Linked DNA regions of Homo sapiens: regions 2 and 3 are each linked to region 1. A link is a contact called in ENCODE Hi-C or POLR2A ChIA-PET data. All regions are on one chromosome and are shown on one strand. Each heading gives the region's core, a stretch centred on a gene start or an enhancer-like site at or near the end of the contact. The rest is flanking DNA. Distances are from core to core; before and after follow the strand shown.

Region 1 (4,570 bases), core at 819-3,318:
GTGGACTGTTTTGTTGTCAATATCTTCACTGTGATGTTGTACTATACTTTTGCAATATGTTACTATTGAGTGAAACTGAGTAAAGGGTAAGGAATCTCTGTATTATTTCTTACAACTGCATGTGACTCTATAATTAGCTCGACAAAAATTTCAGTTGAAAAAAAGCAAGGGTCTTTCCTTGATTATTAACTTGTTTTAAAGCAACTGATTGGAAACCTACCTTGAAATTGCAATGTAATTGCAATCTATTTAAAGCAGTGGTGTTCAACAGACCTTTCTGCAAGGATGGAAATATCCTAAATCTGTACTGCCCAATACAGTGACCACTAACACATGCACATATTGAGCACTGGAGATGTGGCTAGTGCAACTAAAAAACTGAATTACAAATTTTGCTTAATTTGAATTTATGTTTAAATGGCCACCTGTGATAGTGGCAACCTATGGGACAGCACAGAAATGAAACTTGACCTTATTCCCAATTCCCTTGTAAGTAGGAAGGAGGAACACTCACTTTGAAACCATGCAATTGTCCCATAGGACAGATGTTTATGGTCTCTTTTTTTTTCCTTTTTTTTTTTTTTGAGAGGGAGTCACTCTGTTGCCCAGGCTGGAGTGCAGTGGCATGATCTCGGCTCGCTGCAACCTCCGCCTCTGGGGTTCAAGCAAGCAATTCTCTGCTTCAGCCTCCCAAGTAGCTGGGATTACAGGCGCCTGCCACCACACCCAGCTAATTTTTGTATTTTTTTTTTTTTTTTTTTTTTTTAGTAGAGATGGGGTTTCACCATCTTGGCCAGGCTGGTCTTGAACTCCTGACCTCATGATCCACCCACCTCAGCCTCCCAAAGTGCTGAGATTACAGGCGTGAGCCACCGCGCCAGGCCTGGTCTCTTTTGAATAAACAAATTGACCCTCCCAGTCTAAAAACTTGAGAAATTTACATTTGTCTTATCTGAGTTCCTTTCTCAGGGAACTAGCCATCAGTCCTCCCAGATAGCACCAAGGAACTGAAACTTATCGGATCACCACATCTGGAAAATCAGACACCAGACCCCTCACCTGCAACAATTGCCTGATGCCTGTTGACCCACTCCTCTTCATCTCTCCCTAACTCCTGCTATTTTCCCACATGCAGTTACATTTCTTCCCTGCTATATCCTAATTTTAATCAGTTGAGAAGATGGATTTGAGACTGATCTCTCCCCCCTAGGCTGTAGCACCCAAATAATGCCTTCTTCCCTGACAATAATGGGGTCTCAGTGACTGGCTTTCTGTGCTGTGAACCACCAGACCTAGACCAAACTCCTGGCATTTCTCTAACAATTTCCCACCACTGAACTAAGTTATAAATTCTGAGGATGGATCCCTGTTTCTTCATTTTAAGATGGGGATTAAAAGGTACATCCTAGAGTGTTATTGTCCGTGTAAAATAGGGCTGTGAAACCCCCTACACCTATGCACAGATAAACTGATGGCCCTGCAAATGCCCAGAGAAGTAACCTTATAAAGATTTAGTGAATGTTTCCCACCATTATTGGAAAATCTGGCTAAGTCAGTAGCTTTGTTTTCATATACTTAGGGGGAAAATCAACAAAAACTTGATGCCCTGTTATTTCCTTCCAGTTTCTTCTGCAACTCTAGCTCCAAAGACTGCAGTTCCTGCAGTATTTTTTTTTTTAGAACACCAGGAAAAAAAGAAAAAAAAACCATGCAAATGTACTATTTCTTCAAACACAACTAGGAATGATTGAACAGCTGGGAGAATATGAAGAAAACCCCTCAGAGAACCAAGGGCAAGCAGTGAGTTCAGATCTAGGCACATGGCCACTAGGAATGGTTCTTCACTGCCACGTGGGCAGCCAACAGCCAGTAGCTAGAGACCAGCCTCGGTCTTCGGCCTGCGGGTTCTGCAAAGTCAGGCTAGCTGGCTCTCCGCCTGCTCCGCACCCCGGCGAGGTTCCGGTGGGGAGGGGTAGGGATGGTTCAGCCCCGCCCCGCTAGGGCGGGGCCTGCGCCTGCGCGCTCAGCGGCCGGGCGTGTAACCCACGGGTGCGCGCCCACGACCGCCAGACTCGAGCAGTCTCTGGAACACGCTGCGGGGCTCCCGGGCCTGAGCCAGGTCTGTTCTCCACGCAGGTGTTCCGCGCGCCCCGTTCAGCCATGTCGTCCGGCATCCATGTAGCGCTGGTGACTGGAGGCAACAAGGGCATCGGCTTGGCCATCGTGCGCGACCTGTGCCGGCTGTTCTCGGGGGACGTGGTGCTCACGGCGCGGGACGTGACGCGGGGCCAGGCGGCCGTACAGCAGCTGCAGGCGGAGGGCCTGAGCCCGCGCTTCCACCAGCTGGACATCGACGATCTGCAGAGCATCCGCGCCCTGCGCGACTTCCTGCGCAAGGAGTACGGGGGCCTGGACGTGCTGGTCAACAACGCGGGCATCGCCTTCAAGGGTATGGGGAGGGGACGTGGCCTCCCCGAAGAAGAACCGATGCACTGGGGCTCCTGGCGTCTGCGGGGTCCATAACGCCTCCCTAGGGAGGAGAGGGAGGAGCTAGGAGATGCAGGGAGTGCAGAAACCTTGGAGAAAGTGAGAGTTTTCCAGCCAAAGGGAACTTTGTGTTTCCCTGGCTGGGACTCTTGGGGATCTTTTTCAGGTTTTCTGCAGTTTTTCTGAATTGAGCTTTAAGGCAACTGGATGGATTTTGAACTGATTTTAAAATAAACGACAAATTGCAAAAAGAAAAAATGGTTATGCCAAGATCCAGTGTGTGCACCCTTCATCCTCCTTCCCCCAATGGTGCCATCTTACAAAAATACTAGAACATGATCAAACCAGGAGATTGACATTGGCACAATACTGTAACCAGATACAGACTTACTTTAGGCAGAGGGCACTAAGTTTTTTTTTTTTTTTTTTTTTTTTTTTAGTATCATTGTATAGAATTTTACCCCATGGGTACAATGTATTAACTATGTTCTCTTTCTCTCCTAAAAGTTGCTGATCCCACACCCTTTCATATTCAAGCTGAAGTGACGATGAAAACAAATTTCTTTGGTACCCGAGATGTGTGCACAGAATTACTCCCTCTAATAAAACCCCAAGGTGAGTCTGATGGGAAACAGCGCACCTTCTCTTTGGGGCTTGATTTGGCCCCTGCTTGCCTGGGATTTCTCCTGCAGGCTCCTGCTTCCTCTCCATGCTGCACGTGCACTGACCTCTGTGCTTTTTCTCCTGCCAGCTGATATGTGCCATTTTGCCTCAGGACTTTGTCCTCACTTCTCCCACTCCCATGGCCATTCGTCCTCCCTGTCGCACTGGTCTTTGCACACCTGGCTGACTCTCATCCTTCAGGTCTTAGCTCAAACGTCTCCTGAGAGATGCTCTTTATTTGCTCCATTCCCCTCTGCGTGGGAGTCCATCCTGTACCCTTTCTCTGCTCTTTCAGAGAGATCTTATTCAGGCTGGTGGAGGCTTTACTACCACCAGTTCATTAGGCCCTTCTAATACCTGTCACCTGTCTGAAACACTCCTTAAGCTCCCAACCACATGGTTGTCTTGCTGCCTTTCCATCTCTTCCTGATGCCTTTCCCCACAATCTAAGATATTTCCAGAGGATCCCTATCCTTTTCCCTAAGTCGTTTGGGACACAGACCCCACCACCCACCCACCAGGATCCTGCAGGTCACCATGCCCCACCCCTCATAATCATTTACTAGGTCCTAGGAGTTGTGCCCACTGAGTTCCTCCTGAATCCGTCTCATTGCAGCTCTACAGCAGGCCCTCACCTGTCCCTCTGGACAATTGCAAACCCTCACAAGGCACCTCTGGTCTTGAGTCTTTTCCTCTTTTCCTTTCCCAGCATCCTGCGTACTGTCTGCATGGTCATGCCTCTCCCAAAATCCTTCAGGAGGAAAGTCCAAGCCCTTAGCATGGTTCACAGAGATGTCCATAATCTGCCGCTGCTTAACTCTGGGCCCATTTTAACTCCCCTTCAACGTGCTGAAGGTGCTGGACATGACTATCACATGTCTTTGGTTGTAAACTGCTGTGATAGTTACCCTAAGTAATGGGACAGGAGATGAACCCACCCATTAAATAACACAGCAATTAAGCAGCCACTTTTAGAAAAATTTAAATGTGTGGCTTCGAGTTGGGTACTTGCATGTACAGCTTACTCTCAGCTTTTATCCTGTTTCCCTGTCCTGTCGTCCTGTTAAGTTGTGCTACTTCTAAGGCTCTGGTTCACCAGGACCTCAAAGGGCAGCTCTTCCAAATCTCACCTGACTCTACTCAGCCAAAATTCGAAGGCAGGAATGAACTTCTTCATGCAACTACCACCACACTTTCTATGCGTATTCCTCTTAGAACTCATACCAGTAACTGTCTCTCATATGAAAATTTTCTGCTCCAAAATCCCTGCAAATTTGGCATTCACCTCTCTACGGGATTGTTGCACACCTTTCTACATAATGCTTTGTGGTGTATCTTAGGGAGAGTGGTGAACGTATCTAGCATCATGAGCGTCAGAGCCCTTAAAAGCTGCAGCCCAGAGCTGCAGCAGAAGTTCCGC
Region 2 (4,570 bases), core at 1,176-3,675, 1.5 Mb after region 1:
GAGGAGAGTCAGACAAACTTTTTGGTTGCAGTGCTTTCCATTTTTCATTTTGGAGACAGTGTCTGCACTCCCAGGCTGGAGTACAGTGGCGTGATCATAGCTCACTGAAGCCTCCAACTCCTGGGCTCAAGGGATCCTCCCTCTTTAGCCTCCCCAAAGACTGGGACTATAGGTATGTGCCATCACTCACAGCTAATTTTTTGATTTTTTATGGAGAAGAGGGTCTCACTGTGTTGCCCAGGCTGCTCTTGAACTTCTGAGCTGAAGAGATCTTCCCACCTTGGCCTCCCAAAGTGCTGGAATTACAGGCATGAGCCACCACTGTGTCTGGCCACTTTAAAAAAAAAACTTTTTTCTTTTTTAAATTTTAGAGACAGGATCTTGCTGTCTCCTAGGCTGAAGTACAGTAGCAGATCATAGCTCACTGCAGCCCCGAACTCCTGGCCTCAAGCGATCCTTCCACCTCTGCCAAATAGCTGGGACCACAGGTATGCACCACCGTGCCCAGCTAACTTTTTTTTTTTTTTGAGACGGAGTCTTGCTGTGTTGCCCAGGCTGGAGTGCAGTGGCGCGATCTTGGCTCACTGCAAGCTCCGCCTCCCGGGTTCACGCCTTTCTCCTGCCTCAGCCTCCTGAGTAGCTGGGATTACAGGCGCCCGCCACCACGCCTGGCTAATTTTTTGCATTTTTAGTAGAGACGGGGTTTCACCGTGTTAGCCAGGATGGTCTTGATCTCCCGATCTCATGATCCGCCTGCCTCAGCCTCCCAAAGTGCTGGGATTACAGGCATGAGACACCACGCCCGGCCCCAGCTAACTTTTTATTTTGTTTGTTATAGAGATGGGCTCTTGCTATGTTGCCCAGAATTGCTTTACATTTCTAACTGGACATACACCCAAGGGGCTGGTCACAAGTGTTTGCCACATTTGGTATAGTACATCTCACAGTATGCCACAGACGCTCCGCAGGCTACACTCACACAAGCTGTTCTGTGCATGGGTTATTATGGCTTGTGTATCCTGCGTGCCCATGAAGTGCCACACGAAGTGTGTACTGAAAGGGATGTGTGTGAATGCCTCAGAGGCCAGAGGCAGAGCTTGGAGCCAGAGAGATGGGAGCGCCTCAGGACCAGAGCTGGTGGAGTCATCCTAGCCGCGTGGGATAGGAAACCGTATTTTCTGTTTTCTGCTTTGGTTCTCAGAGAAGGCAACGGTTGTGTTGGGCCGGTAGGTGCAGGGGGAAGTATGCCAGCAGAAGTCTAGGAGTCAAGGACCCTGGAGGTGGAGGTGAACGGAGGGACACCCACTCACTGCTGGTGAGCGGGCATCTTAGCAGTAGAAACCTACATTTTGGAGACTTGGATATTGTTGCTATTTATAGTTTCAATCATGATTCCCCTTAGTTTTCTCCATCTTTTGCTTTATTACTTTTTTTTGCAAATGTCAGCTAATTTTAGTTATACTCGGGATAAGGCGATTGGAATTTTGATGGGCATGGTAGAAATCAGAGTTAAAAACAACAACAACAGCAACAACAAGCAGAACTCCAAGGGGAAGGTGAAGCTTGGAGGTTAAATGCTGAGAGCCCTGAAGATGACTGGAGCCCCTGCTCCCATTCCGCAGCATCTCCTAGCCCTCTTCCCTGCTTAACCTTTGGAGGGTCTTGCACTTTTGTTTTAAGAGGAAGCTGTTCTGTGTTCTTCACAGCTGATTACTTGCTACCAAGGAGGTGGCATCTCCAAAAACTTGCCTTCAACACTGGTTTGTGGCTGTACAACAGTCAAACAGTTTCTCAAAGTGTGCTTTGTGGCCCGTCAGCACCTGAAGCCCCCAGGGGCCTGTCAATTGCAGAATTCCAGCTTCCTCTTCAGACTGACTGCATGAGTCTAAATATCTGAGTGGCTGGACCTCCAGATCTTCATTTTCAGCACACAACTACTTAATTTTTCAGCACACCAAAGTTTAAGAGCCACTGCTGCAAAATCTCAGCAAGTTGAGCTGAACTCTGAACTCCCTCTTATCTCCACAGTCCCTAAATGGGGAGTATCATTTTCCCAGCTCCAAGGCGACATGCCTGAATTCCTTCAGCTTGAGTGGCGTGAACAATGTGGGTGCCTTTAAAAGGCTAACATGCTGCCAAAAGATAACCACAGGTGGACATGGCTCTGGATGGGACTCAAAGATGTGGGTTGTTTCCAAAGATAGCAATACCAAACCCGTGCTGATGACTCTGTGTGTCTATATGTGTGTGAAGCTGAAGAGCCTTATATAGCGAGGTGAGGCCCCAGGAAGGATTTGCGGAGTACAGTGCGTTCCGCACGCTCTTGAACGTGCGTGTTCTCAGAACTCTGATATGTGTGTCTCGGCAGCTGATCTGTAAGGAGGTCACCACGTGTCCACATCTATCTTTGCAGACTGCCCCATCCAGCTTAGTGAACAGCTGATAAATGCCTGTAGCAAGCAGAGCGAGGCAGCTGAGCCAGAACTTTTACAAATGGGAGCAAACATCTGCCGTGGTTGCTCGTGGTAGAGGGGCTGTTATTAGTGTTATTACAGTTGGGGATGGATAAACTGCGGAGCCTCAGATGGTTCTGTGGAGATGGACCAACAATGGCACCACAGGTAAGAAGAGGAAAGGCACACCCGGCAGCCACTCCCTCTTGTTCAAATGTTGTTCTCTTGGTTGTTTGTTGATTCTCCCATTGTATTAGTTCATTCTCACACTGCTATAAGGACATACCTGAGACTGGGTAATTTACAATGGAAAGAGATTTGATTGACTCACAGTTCCACAGGGCTGAGGAGGCCTCAGGAAACTTGCAATCATGGTGGAAGGAGAAGCATATGCATCCTTCTTCACATGGCAGCAGCAAGGAGAAGCACAGAGCAAAAGGGGGAGAAGCTCCTTATAAAACCATCAGATCTCATGAGAAACGCACTATCGCGAGAACAGGATGGGGGAAACTGCCCCCCATGATTCAATTATCTCCACCTGGTCCCTCCCATGACACATGGGGATTATAGGGACTACAATTCAAGGTGAGATGTGGGGACAGGCACGGTGGCTCACTCGTGTAATCCCAGCACTTTGGGAGGCTGAGGAGGGCAGATCACTTGAGGTCAGAAGTTTGAGACCAGCCTGGCCAACATGGTGAAACCCCATCTGTACTAAATCCCATTAGTATATAAATTAGTCTGGCATAAAATATAAAAATTAGTCTGGCATGGTGGCAGGCGCCTGTAGTCCCAGCTACTCGGGAGGCTGAAGCAGGAGATCACTTCAACCCAGTAGGTGGAGGTTGCAGTGAGCCGAGATCACGCCACTGCACTCCAGCCTGGGAGACAGAGCAAGACTCCCTCTCAAAAAAAAAAAAAAAAAAAAAAAAAAAAAAAAAAAAGAAAAGAAAAGAAAAGAAAAAAAAGAAGAAAGAAAGAAAAAAAGAGATTTGGGTGGGGACACAGCCAAACCATACCACCCATCAAAGCAGGGCACTCTCTTCCCTCACCTGCTTTACTTTTCCTCAAAGCACCCACCATCCCCTCTGGCATAAACGCCTGGATTTATTCCCAGTCCCCTTCCTGGAACATGAACCCTAGGGGAGGCTTCCGGGATGTTCTGCTCACACATGGGAGGAGCTCAAAGAGCCTTTGTTGATTGAATCGATGATAGACAAGCTATCTCAGAGGAAGATTTGAAGTGACTGGGAGCTCCTTCTCAACCCTCTCCCTGAGACCTGCTCACAGAGCATGAAGTCTAAATTCTGGCTCTGAATGAGTCTGAGCAACGCCTGAGTGCCCAGCAACCTCAGCTAAGCACAGCAAGTTTCGGTTTGTGGCTTCCTCCCTGTGCCGAGCAGATCCCATCCTTGGGGAGTCCCCAGCCGGTCTCCACAGTGTCCAGACACCACGGTTCTCATGAGGCTCTACCCTCCCTGACTTCCACTCATCCAAGGGCCTCCAAGTCTTCAAGGCCAGCTCAGGCCCAGCCCTCCAAGAAACAGTTTCTTCTGATGACACCAACCCATCCTGATGTTTCCTGATTCCCAGTTCCTATGGGCTCCAGGCCTATTGCAGTCCAGGGCTCTGCTACTGAAGCTCTGGGTCTCACCAAGTGGGAGGTATGACTGTTCATGGGATCAACAGACCCCAGAGTCCAAGGTCCAGGGCTCTTAGATTAGGTAGAATCTGGTAAGATAGTAAGATACTACCAGATACTGGTCAGGCGTGGTGGCTCATGCCTGTAATCCCAGCAACTCAGGAGGCCGAGGCAGGCGGATCACGAGATCAAGAGATCGAGACCATCCTGGCCAACATGGTGAAACCCTGTCTCTACTAAAAATACAAAAAATTAGCTGGGTGTGGTGGTGCATGCCCTGTCGTCCCAGCTACTTGGGAGGCTGAGACAGGAGGGTCGCTTGAACCCGGGAAGCAGAGGTTGCAGTGAGCTGAGATCGTGCCACTGCACTCCAGGCTGGTGACACAGCAAGACTCCATCTCAAAAAACCAAAAAACCAAAGATTCTACCAGATACTACCCACAGTGTACCCCATGCATAATACCTAGTACACAGT
Region 3 (4,570 bases), core at 1,154-3,653, 1.1 Mb before region 1:
TGATCTCTTAGAGACCATAATTTTAAAAATATAGTTTAGAACACTTTCTCCTGAACACATTAACAGGCCAACTTTCAAGTTTACATGGCATTTTTATATCCACTACCCAAATCTTTCTGTAGTTCATTCCATTTATATGGCACCTGGATAAGCTCATTTTTACCAGAAAAACTGGAAATTTCACTGCCTGTCCTGCTCTGACTTTCAGATGACTCCTAAAATATTGAACTAAGGAGCCCAACATTGACCACTGGGGGCCTTGAATTCATACTTTTCATCTAGGGAAATGTCCATTTGGTTTCTGCCTTCATATCAATATTCTATGGCAAAACATTTTCCAATTCTATGGTAATTAAATAAATAGAAGTTTTACTAGGTTCCATGACAAATAACCTCTGGAAGTAAAAATTATTTATATCTCTGGCCTCATGTGTCCACTTGCTCATTATCTACTCAAAGAAATGTACAATATACATTGCCCTATACAGCAAACAAATGAAAATAACCAAAAGCAAACTCCTGTTCCTAAAAAGTATGGATAAATGCAATTTTTGCTTTGTGCTTTGTCAAATGAATCATATGTTACCATCACTAAAGACATTTGCTATTTGATAGAATTCTGTTGTGAATCTTATCATAAAATAAAACATTTCTCTTGATTGATCTTCTGTATAAGCAAGGTGTTGAAATGTTAGGTTTAGAGAGACAAGACTTTCTACTTAAATGACCAAGTGGTTTGGGACTTTGCATTGATTAACTCTACAAAGAATGAGATTGGTGGTGTGCAGCCTTCCATACAGCAGGCATCATTTGGCAGGCATCTTCTTTTATAATAATCCCATTGTCCAGTTGCATGCAACTGGACCCACGGGTTGGAGAGAGCCTGATGCTCCCTTTGACTTTTCTCCCTCAACATCTTGCTCTGGGTGAGATCATTAATCTATTATTTTTACATTAGTGACTCCCAAATTCATGTCTCCAGCCCAGAACTATTTCCTTGGAATTCTAGACTGACATTTCTGGAGAACCTTGAGAGCTCTTGTTGTGTACTTCATGGAATCCTCAAAACCAATATATCCCAAACTAATCACTTGAATGGATTCCCCAGCTCACTAGAGATAGGCAGTAAGGCTCTTTCTCCCTCCATCTGTCTCTTAGAGACTATCTCATAGTTTTCAGTCCTGCATGCTTATATGGACAAAGGGAGGAGGCAGATGTAGGAATCTTTTATTCAGGCCCCTCACATCTCTAAAAGATAGTCCCACTTTGGTGCCTGTGATGTTATATTGTAGTGGTTGGTGTATTTGATTGTCTCCCTTGCTACATAGTTATCATGCCAAGGACAAATTTTTGTCTGTGAATGGAGAAGAACGAGGGAAGCTCAAATCCCTGCAACGTACTGGCTTCCTGACCTGGATTGGACAAGTCACATAATCTTTCCAGGACTAATCCAGTGTCATCATGTGTGGGAAATTTTTGTATGTGAATTTTATGATACTATACATATATAAGTGATTTTTAAGAGGCCATTTATTTTCTCTTACAGTTTTCCAAACTTTGCATGTATTGATATAATAAATGTTTTATCACTGATCCAATCCATTCTTCATGCATTCATCATTACAATCCTCCTATAAATCTGCTTGTAAATCCCAAGTACTAGTTTAATTTACCAAGAGAACAACACAAACCTCCCTCCATGTCATAGAAAACTCAGTTTGGAGACACTTTATATTAAACCTTATTCCCAAATGTCATCACCACCCAGGGCAAATGGCTCATCTGACACTGTTAGCTTCTAAGGAACATTTTAATCCTTTCTACTATTGCCAGCATAGCACATGAATGACACCAAATCCACTACAAGTCTCCAGGGAGAAATGCATCGCTGATATGATGGCTTTATCTACATTTACACATTGAGGGGAAAATTGAGCTTGTTTTCATACTTCCACAAGTGCACTCTTCTAGCCCACTTTGCCTTTATTATCTCAATATTTCTGATGAATCGGAATTTTGGCCTGGATTATCCAAAGAATTGTTTCAGATCTCTTTGCCTCCACACGTAGATGGAGCTTTAGGCTATGCTCCTCCCACCCCTTCATAAATTCATGGCTTTTCAAAAATTTTCTTCTCTGTTTTCGTAAAAGCCAAGTGCAAAGAGAGAAACTAACTGATTGTACTTCTTCTTGATATGCCTGATAGTTTTCTGTCATCTTAATCATCACACGAGCAAGACTACTCAACACCCAGGCCTTCTGAGATCCGAACAATAAGTAACCACCAGTCACCTCCACACAGGCTGGCCAGGGGTGCTCATGGGGCAGAGTCCATATTAGCTGAAGACTTGCCTGTCCTCTGCCAGGGAACTCTACGGAAACGAGGGCAAGCTTTGCATGAAACCCCATTTGCAAACCGAAACCGTGAAAAAAAAAAAAAGGTGGTTCAGTGTGGTTTTTACTCAAAACCAGGTGAAGCTTTGTGGTTCAGCCAAGTTTTGACTTGAAGCCGGAGAGAGCTCACTGTGTTTGGCTGGACCTTGTTTTACATTTCATGTTCCATTTGGTTCTGTTTCCCAAACCTGAAACTGAGGGTTCAGATGAGGGGCACAAAATGAATAAAATGAAGTTGACATGAAATGTGGTGTAGATGAAGACAGCACCAGCTTTGTGATGCCAACTCCTGCTCCTGCTCTCTGCCGGCACTCCTTCTAGAAACGGCCTTCCCCACACTAAGTAGTTCCCTGGGACTTTTCTTTAAGGAACAGAATGATTAACACTATACAAAAATAGCAAAGGCTATTTTGCTCTTGTTTATTTTAACAGATCCATTAACAAATCTGTTTTTGTGAGTCAGCCATTGAGACTTTTGAGGAAAACATTTTAAGTAACAGACTGTGACGTTATAATGGCATGAATTTATTTAATATGTTTTAAATATCTACTATGTGCTAGAAATTTTAACTTATTAAGTTCTCACCGTATTTTATAGATGTGGAAACTAGGCTCAGAGTGATTGGATAAATTGCCCATATGCTAAAAGAGAAGGCAAGCAAGTGTAATACTAGGCAGAGCCAGCTAGATGTGGAAACTAGGCTCAGAGTGATTGGATAAATTGCCCATATGCTAAAAGAGAAGGCAAGCAAGTGTAATACTAGGCAGAGCCAGCTAGTAAGTGGTGGAGGAAAAGACTTCCCCCTGGATCTTTTCCCTAGCTATTTTCATTAGACCTCAATACCTACAAATCAGACCGAAGTTCTGCCCTCCGGGATATTATGAAGATACATATTTGGCTTCATAAAGAAGCTCTGCTCTGCTTCTATGGATTTAACCAACTGTGGATCTCTCTACGTATAGATCTGTATATATGGATGGTTGTCTGTATTGAACATGCGCAGACTTTTTTCCTGTCATTCTTCCCTAAACAATACAGTATAACAACTATTTGCATAGCATTTACATTATGTTAGGTATTATAAGTAATCTAGGGTTGATTTAAAGTATACAGGAGGATGTGCACATGTTATATGCAAATACTACACCATTTTAGAAAAGAGACTTGAGCATCTGAAGATGTTGTTATTCCAGAGGGGTCCTGAAACCAATACCCCCATGGATACTGGGGGGTGACTGTACTTAAAACAATAGTGTGTGGTGGAAAGTGCTAAACTTCCTAAAAGTTGTCCAAATGGTGAGCTGTGTGGGTTTAGAAGAGGGGAGAGAAGGCTTCTAGCTAGGGAAGGAGGGGTGGAGAGGGTAGCAATTGCAAAAATCTTTGTAAAAACAGTGACATTTGTGACACAGAAGAGCAGTTGGGTGTGTAGCTCTTGGGGGGCGGAAATAGTTTTGGAGGGGAGACAGGGTGGCTGAAAACAGAGAAGAGAGAGGATTATTTGTTGAAGTGAAGAGTTTATAAAGGAGAGTTAAGGAAAGTAATTTTGGAAAGATGGATTGAGACTAAATTATGGAAGGTCTTGGTTTCACGGCCAGTTGAGTTGTGTTTTATCTGCAGAAGAAAGCTATCAAATATTTTTGAGTCAGTATTCACAAAATCAGGACAAAATGTAGGTGAAAGCCAGAGTTTAACTCTGAAAATTACTTGTGTCTTATTGGAAATTTGGAGGGAGATTGAAAAAAATACATCAATTGGTCTTTCCAAAAAAAAAAAAAAATTACAGAAGAAAAGCTAATCATTTTCACACTGTTCAAGCTCAATGAGATCTAGTTGAGATTACAGATTAATACAAAGCTCTTGCTTACATTTTGAAGTTAGTATTTATTAGCACATATCTTGCAAGAGTATATCATCAACTGCCTTTCCCAAATTGAAAAATTTCCTCAAATATATGGGCTCCTTTTTTCATGATCACTATCCTTCCAGGAGAAAAATAAAATTAAATTTAAATTCTCCCTAATGAGGGAAGTAAAACACTAAGGAATAAGTTTTATCCAGTAGGATTGAGCTTTGGAGGTCCACAAGTCATTATAATTGTAAGACTTTTTCTATCCCTGAATACTAATTTTCATCCCCCTGGGTGCAATATTGCTCCCATTGGGACTGCATGGTGTAG

What was found. Hi-C counts contacts between places; a loop is a spot of excess contacts on that map. ChIA-PET counts read pairs that join two places held with the same protein, here RNA polymerase II (POLR2A). Pooled maps may share reads with other maps.
Region 2: a loop to region 1 is called in a map with no recorded cell type, with 11 times the contacts of the local background. The contact joins the enhancer-like site here to the promoter of CBR1 in region 1. A Hi-C loop is called at or near these places in 2 of 37 single-sample maps with no recorded cell type and 7 of 50 pooled maps. POLR2A ChIA-PET finds 5 or more read pairs at or near these places in 1 of 52 experiments (WTC11).
Region 3: a pooled map shows a loop between it and region 1 (3-fold over the local background). The contact joins the enhancer-like site here to the promoter of CBR1 in region 1. A Hi-C loop is called at or near these places in 7 of 50 pooled maps. POLR2A ChIA-PET finds 5 or more read pairs at or near these places in 3 of 52 experiments (CD8-positive, alpha-beta T cell, OCI-LY7 and activated CD4-positive, alpha-beta T cell).

The regions. Positions count from the first base shown.
Region 1 is chr21:36,067,956-36,072,525 of GRCh38, forward strand. It overlaps CBR1 (carbonyl reductase 1), which reads left to right and starts at 2,069. Exons shown (of 3, transcript NM_001757.4): 1 at 2,069-2,449; 2 at 2,995-3,102; 3 at 4,491-4,570. The coding sequence starts at 2,161. It overlaps CBR1-AS1 (CBR1 antisense RNA 1), which reads right to left. Exons shown (of 4, transcript NR_040084.1): 4 at 1,687-2,530. RefSeq lists an enhancer at 2,125-2,374.
Region 2 is chr21:37,553,729-37,558,298 of GRCh38, forward strand. All of the region lies in intron 1 of KCNJ6-AS1 (KCNJ6 antisense RNA 1), which reads left to right. Among named protein-coding and RNA genes, the nearest start is that of KCNJ6-AS1, 37 kb to the left of the region's middle. RefSeq lists enhancers at 3,542-3,601, 3,812-3,991. Within about 2 kb of position 2,426, at least 4 of the 41 ENCODE cell types and tissues checked have a DNase peak (open chromatin) inside an H3K27ac peak, as active enhancers do.
Region 3 is chr21:34,971,973-34,976,542 of GRCh38, forward strand. All of the region lies in intron 2 of RUNX1 (RUNX family transcription factor 1), which reads right to left. Among named protein-coding and RNA genes, the nearest start is that of RUNX1-IT1, 65 kb to the right of the region's middle. RefSeq lists a silencer at 2,200-2,494 and enhancers at 2,338-2,387, 2,518-2,607. Within about 2 kb of position 2,404, at least 2 of the 41 ENCODE cell types and tissues checked have a DNase peak (open chromatin) inside an H3K27ac peak, as active enhancers do; they include CD8-positive, alpha-beta T cell, where a contact is called at or near this core.